Linked DNA regions of Homo sapiens: region 2 is linked to region 1. Evidence: chromatin contacts called from ENCODE Hi-C or POLR2A ChIA-PET data. All regions are on one chromosome and are shown on one strand. The core of a region is the stretch at or near the end of the contact, and the rest is flanking DNA. Distances in the headings are between cores, read along the strand shown.

The links. Hi-C counts contacts between places; a loop is a spot of excess contacts on that map. ChIA-PET counts read pairs that join two places held with the same protein, here RNA polymerase II (POLR2A). Pooled maps may share reads with other maps.
Region 2: a map with no recorded cell type shows a loop between it and region 1 (2.1-fold over the local background). The contact joins the enhancer-like site here to the promoter of PRKG1 in region 1. A Hi-C loop is called at or near these places in 2 of 168 maps with a recorded cell type or tissue (heart left ventricle and mesothelial cell of epicardium), 1 of 37 single-sample maps with no recorded cell type and 6 of 50 pooled maps. POLR2A ChIA-PET finds 5 or more read pairs at or near these places in 1 of 52 experiments (WTC11).

The regions. Positions count from the first base shown.
Region 1 is chr10:51,073,042-51,076,975 of GRCh38, forward strand. PRKG1 (protein kinase cGMP-dependent 1) reads left to right here and starts at 1,446. Exons shown (of 18, transcript NM_006258.4): 1 at 1,446-1,860. The coding sequence starts at 1,550.
Region 2 is chr10:51,364,248-51,368,342 of GRCh38, forward strand. The region is part of intron 2 of PRKG1 (protein kinase cGMP-dependent 1); the gene reads left to right. Among named protein-coding and RNA genes, the nearest start is that of MIR605, 67 kb to the left of the region's middle. Within about 2 kb of position 1,989, at least 3 of the 41 ENCODE cell types and tissues checked have a DNase peak (open chromatin) inside an H3K27ac peak, as active enhancers do.

The DNA.
Region 1 (3,934 bases), core at 196-2,695:
AAAATCTGCCAATAAAGATGCTATAAAATTGGATGAGTTCGTAATGTCTTAAGCAAATATTAGGGATTTAGGTACGTATTAGGCAGATATTTGGGGATTCTAAACATGTGTTCCCATGATGGGAGTGTAACACTTGGATAGAAAGGAAGTTACCTAATTGTGATCATTTTGGGGAATATTGAGTGGGCAGGGATGAGGGTGGGAGTGGGTAGAGGTGGGGGTGACTGCAGTATAGTGTACAATTCACTGCAGCCTGCGTGGTCTCCCTCGCTCCTTCACGATTTTCCCTCTTCTTCAAAGTTTGTGTCAGGATGTCTTCCTGGCCATTCAAGTGGAAAGATACATTCCTAACAGCTTGGTTGTGAGGAAAGTAATATTTTTAAAGGTATGATTCAGTTTCAAGATGAAATTTTTGGAGCTCGGGAATGATTTTTAACCCCCACCCTCTCCCCGCCAAATTCAGCAAATGGAAGAAGCAAGGCCCATCCGAGAACTATTCCCAGGCACCAGCTCAAGGCGGAGGGCTCATGGGGAAGCTGAGTGACCTGCTAGGGCCCAAATCCGTTTTTGGCCTTTGCCCTAAAACAGTTCCCCGATGAGAGTTTGGAAGGGGCAGAAAGGAAAGTAACTATCTGGAGCAGGCGAAGAGTAGCAACGCCTCGGGTGCTAAAATCGGAAACCCCACCCCCTACCCCACAACCCTTTCCCAAAGGTAGTAGGCTGAAAGGGGGAATTCCTCGCGGGCGCCGACTCGCTCGCATCTCCTGAGAGGCAAGTTTCTTCGCAAGCGTTAGCCACCTGTGTGAGGCGCTCTGGGTGGGAAAGGTGGCGTGGGAGAAGCGACAGCTCGGCCACACCGCTCGGGAGCTTTCCTTAGTGAGGCCGGCCGTCAAAATACCTCCAGAACTCAGAGCTTTGATGATGCAGAGTCCCCTATGCCTCGTACGTCGCTAGGATCGTAGCTCAACATTCTCCAGGCTGGTCTGCTCTGGAGTCAGCTGAGGCCTCCCGAGTTTGCCCGGGGTCCTCCCTGTCCCCTCCCTCCCACCTCCCCACCCCCGAAGTAGCGCTCCCGCCTCGCTCCACCCGCACACCCCCGGCGCGCCTCGGAGGCTTATCAGGCTCCCCGCACGCCCCGCAAGCTTCCTTGGGCGCCCGGCGCGAGGGACTCTGAGAGCCCAGCCGCTGCCTCGGAGCCCCCATTCACGTCCCCTCCTCCCGCTCCCCCGCCACCGCGCCTCCGACTCTTCTCCCCCGCGCCGCGGCGCCCACCGCGTCTCAGGTTTAATCCCGGGTTGGACCTGCTGGTTTGCTCTCCCCGCTCTGAGCCTCACAGCCAGCCCAGAGAAGTGGAATCTGCACTGAAACTCTGGGTGGCTGGAGCCGGCGGACTGGGCATGCTCAGAAGCCAGGGCTGGCTTTGGTCTCAAGTAGGAAGCTTTGGCACTCGGGAGGCAGCGGCGACTTTGGGGAAAGTTGATCGGAGAGGGGAGGAAGCCTCAAGACGCGGAGCAGCGGCAGGAAGGAGCCCCCGGCAGCCCGGAGGAGCATGGGCACCTTGCGGGATTTACAGTACGCGCTCCAGGAGAAGATCGAGGAGCTGAGGCAGCGGGATGCTCTCATCGACGAGCTGGAGCTGGAGTTGGATCAGAAGGACGAACTGATCCAGAAGCTGCAGAACGAGCTGGACAAGTACCGCTCGGTGATCCGACCAGCCACCCAGCAGGCGCAGAAGCAGAGCGCGAGCACCTTGCAGGGCGAGCCGCGCACCAAGCGGCAGGCGATCTCCGCCGAGCCCACCGCCTTCGACATCCAGGATCTCAGCCATGTGACCCTGCCCTTCTACCCCAAGAGCCCACAGTAAGCAGGGGTGACGCGCCGGGTCCATGTGGCGCCCTGGCGATGGGGAGCTGCGGGTCTCTGTATTGTCTGTCGGCCCCCGCCCCTCCCGCTTGCCATGTCTGTCCTCATCCTCAGAAATGTTTCATTTTAACGGGCACTTCTTGCGGGGCTGTGCACGTTTCTCAGAGCCAGACTCACTGCACATACGTTGCCTTCGTGTCTTTGTCAGATGTCAAGGTATTATTTTTAAATATACATATACATTCGTATAAGCCACCTAGTGTACGTAGAGTTTGAACACGTCCCAGGTGTGTGTCCGACCGTGTGTGTGAGTGTGAGAGAAGAAATAAAAAGCCCCCGTCTCCCAAAAGCCCTGGCAAACCAGCCCAGCTGGAAAATCCTAAATGCAGGCTCATCAGACTTGAAATGAAATGCGTCTGATCACCCATACTTTCTATGCTTTTGTGGCTCTCCCGGATTTCTCTACCTGCTGGCGCTTCACGCTGGTACCCTTCAAACCTGACGTTCTTGTCATCATCAAAGTGTGAAACATAAGCAAATAGGCATAGAAAAAGGAAGAATTTTTGATTTCCTGAATTGGATGACATTTACAATCCATAAATGGAAGACTAGTCTGTTGATTTTGAAGAAATATTTTTTCATAACATATGAGGGAGAAGATTGCTTATTTTACTTAAGAAACGTGCATAATGTTACTAATGGAGCATCTCCATCTCCCAAGAGGTGGTTGCTTGTTTCCAGGGTCAGATACAGATAAGCACACTTATCTTATTTAAAACGTGGACCCATTGTTTGCCTTACTCTTGGCTTCTAATGCAACCACTCTGGCATTGTTCTAGCCTTTTAGGGAACTGTGCAATTCTGATGTTAGTGGGCTTCATAACTTGGATGGGAAAAATTTAATGAAACTTGTTATACAACACTCAACTCAGAGTTCATATGGAGAGTAAAGCGACAGGAACATGAGGTTAACAGAATGTGGGAGAGCACCCAAAAGAACGGCATTTTAAATTAATAGATAATAACGTAATTGATAAAACCAAGGATATTGCTGCTTACTCTACTACTAACGAAATCACATTGGCTGGATGGCACGTGTTACGTAATAATGCAAGGTCCATCGAAACCCTTCACTTCATAAATACAACAAGTTAATATAAGGAGAAAGTAAATATTTGATTATCTCTATTTGTATTTATTGGATGTTTTTTGGGGAGAATCACAGCATGTACCAATTACTACTTTTGAAAACTTAGAGTTATACCTATACATGTTGATTCCCATGGAACATTTGCTGTTCATGCAGGCTTAGTTTAGGGAGGAGTTTGTATTCTGCGAGGGAGTTGGAAAGAGACAATAAGGATAAACATTTCTGAGATTCTGACCTTACCAAATTGCCCTAATAGTTCAGCAGACTTAGATCTGCCTTAGAAACCTGAGTGATCTGAATAAACTTCAACTTTCTCTGGTAAATTAATTTGCAATCCTGACATGCCTGACTGTTTTAGCTAACGAGGTACATGACCATCTCTCCTGGGCCAAGTTTTGCATAATGAAAAAATAACTCAAAGACAGCTCTCTGCATCTTTAAACATTTCATAGGATCTCATTTTTGTATCCGCAGGACTTTTGAGTGACACAGAGCAAACTCTGCTTTTACAAAAAGACCACTTTAATAGGTTTCATAGTGAAGCATGTTGAAGCCAGCTGATAACTCCAGTTACACATTCCATCAGAGATTTACAAGATTCTAGGCAGTAGGGAATGAGCTATACAATGTGATAAGTTTAAAAGCCTCTTTGTACATGACTTGTAGAATATCTAGATTGAAAAACAAACAAACGAAAAAGGTCCAGAGTGGAAAATAAAGCTGGTGTGGCAAATAATTTACAGCATCCCATTATAATAACATTTTATCTATCATTATAATAACATTTTATCTATCAAACAACACTGTGTGTCCTGATACTGATTTCTTACTAATAACTTGTATTTTAAAGGACTCAGCTCTTAAGGTATTGCCATGATGCTTTGGGTGACTCTGAAGTATTTTATTGAGGAAAATGATAGA
Region 2 (4,095 bases), core at 739-3,238, 290 kb after region 1:
GACCATTCATTTAGCCTGTCTGCTGTCTTAGGATGGGCTCTTCAGCAGTCAGGCAAATGGGAGGAGCCATTTGATCACTACTTGTCTTTTATATACAAATATCTGGTTTGGGCACACAATATCCTTCAGAGATATGACATCACAAAAGGCTATTGACAATAACCTTCATGAAATGAGATCTTTGCCAAGTTGTGGTATGTGCTTGACCGTTTCCAACATCCACTAAGATCCATATGTTTAATGCCATTGGCAATACATGCTTTTCATCACATCCACTTTCAAGCTGGCTGTGTAAATTGGAGATAGGACTCCAACAATTACTTTAGAAATTGTTATATTAAAAATAAGAGGGAAAAACCTAAATTCCCTTTATAAGGAAAATACCTAGCCAAGCTCAAATGGATGGATTTATATAAAAAAATTTCAGGAAAAACCTATAGATAGAAAAAAATAATAATTCTTTGGTGTAAATATCTGAGAAATGTTTCATTTATCTGGGTTGAATTTGTAAAATAATTGCTCAGATAGACTCCCTGGAGTGGCTTTATCACGATTAGGAGTTTAGTTCTCAGCTTTACAGATTCAAGAAGTCAGTATTATCCAAGTTGATAAGGCTATGAAGTCTGACTCATGTGAACCAAATGCACAAGGGATTCAAATATAACCACGTAAACTCTATATAATAAGTAGAACAAATAATTACCATTTACTGAGTGCCTACTTTAGTAACAGTTATAATGAAAGGTTCTTTTCCTGCTGGGATGTATATATTAGCACAGAAAATCAATTTGGAGCTGGACAGTGATGAATTTAAGTCTCTACAGACCATTACTAGCTCTATAACTTTGGGTTTTCTTATCTGTCGGGTGACAGAATTAAGTCATAAAATTGATCTAATATGTGTAAATCACAAAGCACAGTATCTGGCACATGGTAGGCACACAGTAAAATGCCTGTTGTCACTATCATCATCATCTTCTTCGTCTTGTTTTCACCACTCATCATCATTAACAACATATCTAACAGATCCTATTCTGTCTGATTCAAAGCCCAATCTCTTTCCATACTGTCATCCTCCTGTAGGAGCTGGGTTGACTAACCAGCACAATTTGCTCTAGAGGAAATCCTGCACAAGGAATCAAATTATAATCAGAAGGCAGTTAGTATAATGTCATGAGATAAGAGGAAATCAACTTAATAATCTTAAAGTTTGTGGCTTCCAACTCTGGGTGCTTGATACATCTGTCTCTACAGTGGAGCAGTCCTGCCATTCAGCCCCAATAAATTGGTTAATTTTGGGGGGCTGAATATTCTAATAATTTTAATTGTTTCTGTTTATTTCTAACAACATGTGGTGAAAGGATGCTGAACATCAGGATCACTGAGGAGCTTTTGTAGAAATGCAGAATCTCAGCCCAATCCCAGAGCTGGTAAATTAGAATCTGCATTTTAACCAGATTCCTAGGGGATTCAAATGTACAATCAAGTTTGAGAAACATCATTTTTGGGGGATATTCCTTAGTATCTCTCTTAAGTACCTAGTCTCATCCACTATATGCATATTCTTACTAGTTTCCCTTCAATAGAATAAACTTATCCCCAAGTAATCTTATTTCCAAGCTGCATAGCTTTGTACTAAATCTTTTTTTTCCTCTCCATCACTATACGAAAAAAAAAATTGCTGTGTAAAAGAGACTAAATAAAAAAAATTGTTTCCAGGTCTTTGTTTAAAAACGACTCTATCACTCAAGTTCTATATCTTGGCAGATGGCATCATTTATATTTAAGGGAAAAGATAGTTTTATATTATTTGGTTCTACTTTTTAGAGTTTGCGTTTGCATGAGGTAATTTTTTTATTTTTGGTCATCTCTTTGAAGTCTCTCATTTTTTTCTCATTTTATTTCTCTGGTATAATTTCTCTGGTATGATTCCTCAATCACTGCTGCTGAAGGAAGTGCAATGTCACCCTGACACCAACCAACTGGAAACCTGGCAGTGCTTTTGGAAATTCTTTGTCTTTCAGTTTTTCCTAGTAGAACATGGAGTTCATCTGTGTTTGCAACCACTTATAAGTGGATATTAAAAAGCCACCAGTTCCTTCTTAAATCCACTTAGATTTTAAAGAGCATTCTATAATCAATGAGTTTGGTCTCCAAGAAAACAATGTTCCTGTCAAGACAAGCTTTAAAACTTTGGAAGCGTCTGATCAGCCCATACTTTATGGAGATAACTTCTCTATAACCTTTCAAGCTTCTACTTATTTACTCTTTTCTATAAATTAGTAGACCTGATAACATACCTATCTGTAAATACAGTTATCTCCAGATTCTATCTCTCTGTTAAGTTAACATGGCAATCTGTTTAAACAAACTGGAGGTCCTTCTTGGCCTTCAAATTCATAGAACTAAGACACACTATTTAAATGTTTGTGTGTATTTGTGTTATACATCCATATATATCCTTACTTATTTAGACAAGATTATAAAAAATCATTTCTCCAGCATGTACATGAAAGCTTTCTTCAAAATTTCTTCATTTTTTTCATGTTCTGAATCAAGTCTCTCATTATTTTAACAGAAAATAGAAAGTAATTTTACCTCATTTTTCTAAGCCTTGTTGTTTAGAGAGGTAAAAACACATGTCTAAGTCTACCCTTCCGACCCCTCCGACCCCCTGCAAAAATTAATGACTAAACCAAGTGTTGTAATCCAGGTGTCTTGGGTTCTGAGCCATTGCACCATTAAATAACTCACATCATAGCAATTGGATGGGGAATTTTAAATTCATTAATTTATCATTTAAGAAAACCAGTGAGGGATTACCCATTTGTTTTACTAGGTTTTTCCTCTCTTTGAGCAGTTTCATTTAGAAACTAAGACTCTTTTTTTTCCATGTTGTCAGAAGAGCTAAAAAGAAAGTATTTTCAGCTCCACGGATTTCAACAGGGAGGCTTTTAACAGTTATGCTGCACGTATCCAATTAGCTTGTGAAATCTTATCTCTTCTACCAGTAAAAAGGGCTCAAAAAGAAAACATTGAAATTCCAAAAAGAGCAAGAGAGTGTTTTTGGCAACAGGGTAACTCAACTGAAAGAGAGCTTACTAGTTAAAAATGGTAATTTGGGCATTTTGTTTTCCTTTAAAGAGGTGTGTCGATATGCAGAAGTAGGAACCAAATGTGCGTATGTACAAATGCTGCTGAGGGAACATCTCTTATGATGCCCAGGGCTGGAATTTACTCCTTTTTTCTTTTTTCACACTTAACAACTAGCTCCATAAAAGGAATTAGACAAGAGTCTTTCTAGTGATAGATACTATGTTTTCCTTCTTGTTGCGTCTGTCCCCCTTATTTTTATACCTTTCATCCTTTTTAAAGTCCTTTGATTTGCTAATTTCTCTATTCCATCTAAAGCAAGCAAAGACTGCTTATTTTTGGAGTAGAAGAACTTCAAAGTCTCTACCAATTTTGAGATGTAAATTGCTCTTCTGTGACCTAATATATGATTAATACAGCACAACTACTAACACAGTGTTTTTTGGTCCAGTAGTAAATTGGTATTCTCTTAATCAGAAAATGTATTCCCTACGTAATAAAATAGATCTTTTCTGTTGACATTCAGAGCACTCAAAGATCCAGTCCTTAATTTACATTGCTTATTACACCTCAGCTTGACCCCTCTGCCCAGCCAAACCAGTCTACAAACTGTTTTACAGGGCTTCCCTCTCCTTTCTGATTATAGTGTTTTGCTGATTTTATTTCCTTTTGTAGAAATGTCCCAACTCCTCCTCTTCCCAAATCCTACCTGCTTTCCAGAAACCATCTCAGATACTAATTCCTAAGAACATCATAGAGCCAGAATATTTTCTTATGCAGTTTTATCTAATATTCCTAGCTACAAATAAACTCTTTTATTTTTGCAATGTGAATATTACCCAAGGTATTTCCTTACCTATTGCAAGCCTAGATTTTTTAGGTTACTATGTTATTTGAAAAGCATGCAGTCTTCAGGTCTGACTACTTCATGATCGAAACATATTACACTTTTTTTCGTCTTCCTTGTAGAGGACTGTCAAGAATACAAGAAATTTTACAGCT